2 separate regions of the Homo sapiens genome follow, and region 1 is linked to region 2. The links are chromatin loops, found by intact Hi-C in ENCODE. Cell type or tissue: Calu3. All regions are shown on one strand. Each heading gives the region's core, and the rest is flanking DNA. Links, peaks and the distances in the headings are about the cores only.

Region 1 (2,924 bases), core at 296-2,795, 77 kb before region 2:
TCAACAGGAAAGGAATTTACCCAACTCATAGGTATTTGATGGTACAAATCCATGGCTGGGTTTGACTTTAAAAAAGTCTTATGTGAGATTTCTTCTATGGAATAAAGTACCATCAAAGCCAATTTAAAAGCCTATGTAAAAAAATTATTTTTGTTGCACTGTAAACAAATAATCAGGCCAAGTATAATAAAGCAAGTCAGGGCCGGGCGTGGTGGCTCACACCTGTAATCCCAGCACTTTGGAAGTCCAAGGTGGATGGATCATGAGTTCAGGAGTTCGAGACCAGCCTGGCCAAGATGGAGAAACCCCATCTCTACTAAAAATACAAAAATTAGCCAGGCGTGGTGGCACATGCCTGTAATCCCAGCTACTCAGGAGGCCGAGGCAGGATAATTGCTTGAACCTCGGAGGCGGAGGTTGCAGTGAGCTGAGATCACACCTCTGCACTCCATCCTGGCAACAAGAGCAAGACTCCATCTCAAATAAATAAATAAATAAATAAATAAATAATAAAAAAGCAAATCAGTCCAACCACGATTTGTCTTTAGTAAAAATGGGAAACTGGAGAGGAAAAATTATGTTTCAAAAACTATAGTACACCTGTTCTTAGATTCCAGTCTTGCCTAATGTTTTTCAACTTTTATTATTTTCTACAGTTTGGACTGAGTTCTAATTTTTCTTGGCTACAAGCCTTCAAAATATTGCTTTCAGTTTCTTTTCCTTCTTTACCCCCACCCCCACTCCCCCATTTATCCTAATTTGGAGTCACTGAAAACTAAGCTGTGCATTCATAAAGCCCTGTGAACAGAAGCTAGACAACTTAAACTTCAGAAGAAAATAACAACAACCTATTTACATACATAAGCCACTTACTGCCTGTCTATTGATATGTGGACTTCAGAGTAGTGTGGCCTATATGCATTTTCCAGGATTGTTCCTTTGTTTGTTCTTGTTTTTCTCCCTTCCTCCTCCTATTTTCTCTTTATAGGACATGAGACTTTACAGCCTGCTAAAAGTGAGCCTTCCTAAATAACTTGGGACCTACCCATCTAGGAATAAACCATCCTAGCCATGAGAGATCGGACAAAACCTCAGACTAGAGACGCATTTTCTTCTAAAATGCTTTCTCCAAAGGATTTTTTAAAAGAAAAGTGTAGGGTCCAGCCCCACAGGGTCGGTGGGTTTTCTCCTCGTGTGCAGAGATGAGAGAGTGTAGAAATAAAGGCACAAGACAAAGAGATTAAAAAAAGACAGCTGGGCCTGGGGGACCACTACCACAAAGACGCGGAGACCGGTAGTGGCCCTGAATGCCAGGCTGCGCTGATATTTATTGGATACAAGACAAAGGGGCAGGGTAAGGAGTGTGAGCCATCTCCAATGATAGGTAAGGCCACATGGGTCACGTGTCCACTGGACAGGGGGCCCTTTCCTGCCTGGCAGCTGAGGCAGAGAGAGAGAGGAGAAAGAGAGAAACAGCTTACATTATTATTTCTGCTTCTCAGAGACTTAGTACTTTCACTAATTTGCTACTGCTAACTAAACGGCAGAGCCAGGTGTACAAGATGGAACATGAAGGCGGACTAGAAGCATGACCACTGAAGCACAGCATCACAGAGAGATGGTTAGGCCTCTGGATAACTGCGGGCGGGCCTGACTAATGTCAGGCCTTCCACAAGAGGTGGAGGATAGAGTCTTTTCTAAACTCCCCTGGGGAAAGGGAGACTCCCTTTCCTGGTCTGCTAAGTAGCAGGTGTTTTTCCTTGACACTAATGCTACCACTAGACCACGGTCCACTTGGCAAAGGGCATCTTCCCAGATGCTGGCATTACTGCTAGACCAAGGAGCCCTCTGGTGGCCCTGTCTGGGCATAACAGAAGGTTCACACTCTTGTCTTCTGGTCACTTCTCCCAATGTCTCCTCAGCTCCTATCTCTGTATGGCCTGGTTTTTCCTAGGTTATGATTATAGAGCGAGGGTTGTTATAATATTGGAATAAAGAGTAATTGCTACAAACTAATGATTAATAATATTCATATATAATCATATCTAAGATCTATATCTGGTATAACTATTCTTATTTTATATTTTATTATACTGGAACAGCTCGTGTCCTTGGTCTCTTGCCTCGGCACCTGGGTGACTTGCTGCCCACAGAAAAGGGGGGAAAATGTGAAAGGAAAATATATCTTGGGGCTCCTAAGTCACTAAGCTAAAGAAAAAAGTTAAGTTGGTAACTGCTTAGGGCCAAACTGCCTCCCATTCTATTCAAAGTCAGCCCTCTGCTCACTGGGATAAATGCATATCTGATTGCCTCCTTTGGAGAGGTTAATCAGAAACTCAAAATAATGCAACTATTTGTCTCTTATCTACCTATGACCTGAAAGCCCCCTCCCTGCTTCCAATCTTCCTGCTTTTGCTTTGAGTTATCCTGCCTTTCCAGACAGAACCAGTGTTCACCTTACATATGTTGATTGATGTCTCATGTGTCCCTAGAATGTATAAAACCCAGTGATGCTCTGACCACCTTGGGCACATGTCATCAGGACCTCCTGAGGCTGTGTCATGGGGTTGTGTTCTCAACCTTGGCAAAATAAATTTTGTAAATTAACTGAGACATGTCTCAGATTTTCAGGGTTCACAGGACCAAGCTAACTTTGAAAGATATTTAGGCTATGGTTTAAATGATAATAAGTCTTATCCTAAAACTCATTCACTTTTATAAAGCTAATGGGAGGCCATCAGGCTGTGGGGAGGAGGGGAGCCTGAGTCCTGCTAAGGTGCAGACATAAACCATTGCCAGCCATTATTCCGGAGGTTATAAGATATGAGCTTCCCCAATTACTCCTGCAAATAACATCAATATTGTAGAACCTAACACTGGCCTTTTGAGATATCTTTTCAGGGTTTTTTGTTTTTGTTTTTTTT
Region 2 (2,924 bases), core at 208-2,707:
AGGCCCTCCCCATCTCAAAGCATCCTATCTCTATATTAGTTTTCCTGAAAAATATTGCTTTTATGATGTTACCTCCCTTTTCTTAAACCTCATAATGGTTATCTACCATCAACATTGAGACCAAACTTTTCTACTTCTGTTTTCAAGGTCTTTGCTAACCCTATTTATCACCTTGGCTGTGGGATTCAACAGAATTTTCTCCATTCTGATCCCAAGCACGGGCTATGCTTATTTTCATATTTAAACTTTGACTCATGACATCCCTACCACTCAGAATGCCTCCTTCCATTCAAATCTCACCTTTCCCTTAATCATTTTCTTAGTTCTCAGCAACTTCATGACCTCTTTATCCTTACCTTTGTACTTTACATACAGTGAACCCTTCCCATCTCTGAGTATGTCTGTCCAGTGCCTGACAATACTGAATATCTGTTAGACTCCATTACTTATTGATTGACAAATTATTTAGCTGAGTATTTGAAAAAATGTATATTAAATATGGTGAGTGCTTAGTTTATTTTCTCTGTTATGAAGGTTATTCTAAAAAAGTAAAATGATAGTCCAGTTTTGTTCAAATTACTTTATTTTAATGAAATTCATATTATACAGTACTTTTTTAATCATTAGAGTATTACTAAGTAGTGCAAAAAAGGATTCAGTCCCCTAAAGTTAGGGCTGGCTAGGAAAGTCAATGTGATAATTTAATTTTTCTAATTTTCCTCTGCCCTACCCATGGCAGAACAGCTTTCTTATTTTGCCTGGTAAATTTGCACTTCATGATATTTTTTCTTTTTCCTTTTTCTTTTCATTCCTGAAGTTTGGTTGGGTCATATTAGTATTTCAAGTAAAATTGATATAAAACGTATACAGTGCCTGTGTCAGTCAGGGTCCAATTAACAACAAAAGCACACATTGGGTTAAATTTAATACAAAGATTTATTAAACTTCGATAAAAGAACAACTACAAGGAAACTATGGTATTCTAGACCTGGGGGGGCAGGTACATAAGGAAGGACAATAAGAGTTCAGATCTTATTGGAGAAGGTGTAGTTCAGCACACTGGATAGCAAAGACGCTTGCTGGTCTGTTCTAGTCAGAGCTGGTCTGCAGTCCTGGGCAAGTAGGAAGTAACTCTTTGGAATGCATGTAGAACACAGTAATCAGTGATCAGGGTGCACTTGCACATAGAGATTAGGGGCTGGGATACAGGTGAGCTGTGCCTGGATCTGCAATGGGTGGGAGTGGAGGCAGGTGCTGGGACTTGCGGGAGGAAATGTCAGTAGCAAAATGAGTGGTGGTTTAGGGCACCTGGGGTGAGCCGGAGGGCTTTGGGGCCCGTTTCCCCGTACGAAAACTGCTCAGGAATGTTATCGCCAGTCCAGACCGAGGCTGCAAGATCGCAGACATTCTGTGTAGCAGTCAGAAACACTGGGAGACCACGGTCCTTCTCACAGTGCCTCTTCGGCGCCCTCTACTGCAAAAACAGAACATCGTGCTCTGTGGAGATGCTGAAAGGAGTGTCAACTGTTACACGGCATATACGTAAACATGAATTGGAGCAGAGAGGCAATACATTGGTAACTGGCACAATGTTTACCTAAGTATAGATGTACTTATCAAGTATAAGTGTATTTGAGAAGTTGCGTATGAATACTTTGGCAAAAACAATCCATATTAAGAGAACATGTCAGTAATGAATAAATACAATGACAGTCGTCCCTTGGTATACTCTGGGGAATGGTTCCAGGATCCCCATGTATACCCAAATCCAAGCATACTCAACTCCTCCAGTTGGCCCTGTGGAACCCGCATCTTTTTGCATAGCATTTTATTAATGTATCACAATTTACTTTTCTATTCTCCTGTTGATGACATTACAGTTGCTTCTGGGTTTTGGCTATCTTGAATATACCTGCTATAAACATGAGTTTCTGTGAAGCTATGCACTCATTTCGTGTGTGTGCATAAAAAGAAGTGGAATTGCTTGGTCATAGTGCTTTAGTAGTGGGCCATGTTTAGCTTTAGTAGATGCTGCTAAACATTTTTTGAGTGTTTGAACCAATATCCATTCCTACCAGAAAGTATGAGAGTTCTAGTTTCTCCATATTCTTGCAAACAGTTGGTATTGTCAGTCTTTTTGTTTTTAGCTATTCTTGTGGATACTTTTTTAAAAAATTAAATTAAATATAAATGTACAATTGTAGTTCTCAATATTTAACCCGTCTGTTCTGATAAATACAAAAACCTGTTTCTCTCAAATGCTATCTGAAATTTCAAAGTAAAAATAACAGCAATGATATTTAAAAAATTTTTTATTTCCAAAGCTTTCGGGGTACAAGTGGTTTTTTTGTTACATGGATGAATTATATAGTGGTGAATTCTGAGATTTTAGCCCACCCATGGCCAGAGTAGTGTACATTGTTACCTAATGTGTAGTTTTTTTTTATCCTCAGCCCCCTCCTATCCTCCCCCATCTGATTCTCTAAAGTCGATTGTATCACTCTGTATGTTTTTGCCTACTTGTAACTTAGCTTCCACTTATAAGTGTGAACATACAGTTTTTGGTTTTCCGTTCCTGTGTTACTTAGACTAATGGCCTCTATCTCCATCCAAGTTTCGGCAAAAGGTATTATTTCATTCCTTTAATGGCTGAGTAGTATTCCATGGTGTATATACACCACATTTTCTTTGTCCACTCGTTAGTTGATGGGCACTTACGTTGGTTCCACATCTTTGCAATTGTGTATTGTGCTGCTGTCAACATACGTGTACAAGGGTCTTTTTCATATGATGACGTCTTTTCCTTTGGGTAGATATCTAGTAGTGGGATTGCTTGATCAAATGGTAGATCTACTTTTAGCTCTTTAAGGAATCTCCTCCATACTGTTTCCCATAAAGGTTGTACTAATTTAAATTCCTACCAG

The links. Hi-C counts contacts between places; a loop is a spot of excess contacts. Peaks named below come from ENCODE experiments on the same cell type or tissue, not always from the same donor. Only the 100,000 strongest peaks of a DNase experiment are listed, where the experiment ranks them.
Region 1: a loop joins it to region 2, with 4 times the contacts of the local background. A loop is called at or near these places in 16 of 110 quality-filtered maps.

Annotation. Positions count from the first base shown.
Region 1 is chr4:48,002,692-48,005,615 of GRCh38, reverse strand. All of the region lies in intron 2 of CNGA1 (cyclic nucleotide gated channel subunit alpha 1), which reads left to right. Among named protein-coding and RNA genes, the nearest start is that of CNGA1, 13 kb to the left of the region's middle. In Calu3, for the core only: no CTCF peak of the experiment used is centred there; a DNase peak (open chromatin) is centred at 1,825.
Region 2 is chr4:47,925,325-47,928,248 of GRCh38, reverse strand. All of the region lies in intron 1 of LOC101927157 (a long non-coding RNA gene), which reads right to left. Among named protein-coding and RNA genes, the nearest start is that of NFXL1, 12 kb to the right of the region's middle. In Calu3, for the core only: a CTCF peak has its summit at 1,404; a DNase peak (open chromatin) is centred at 1,448.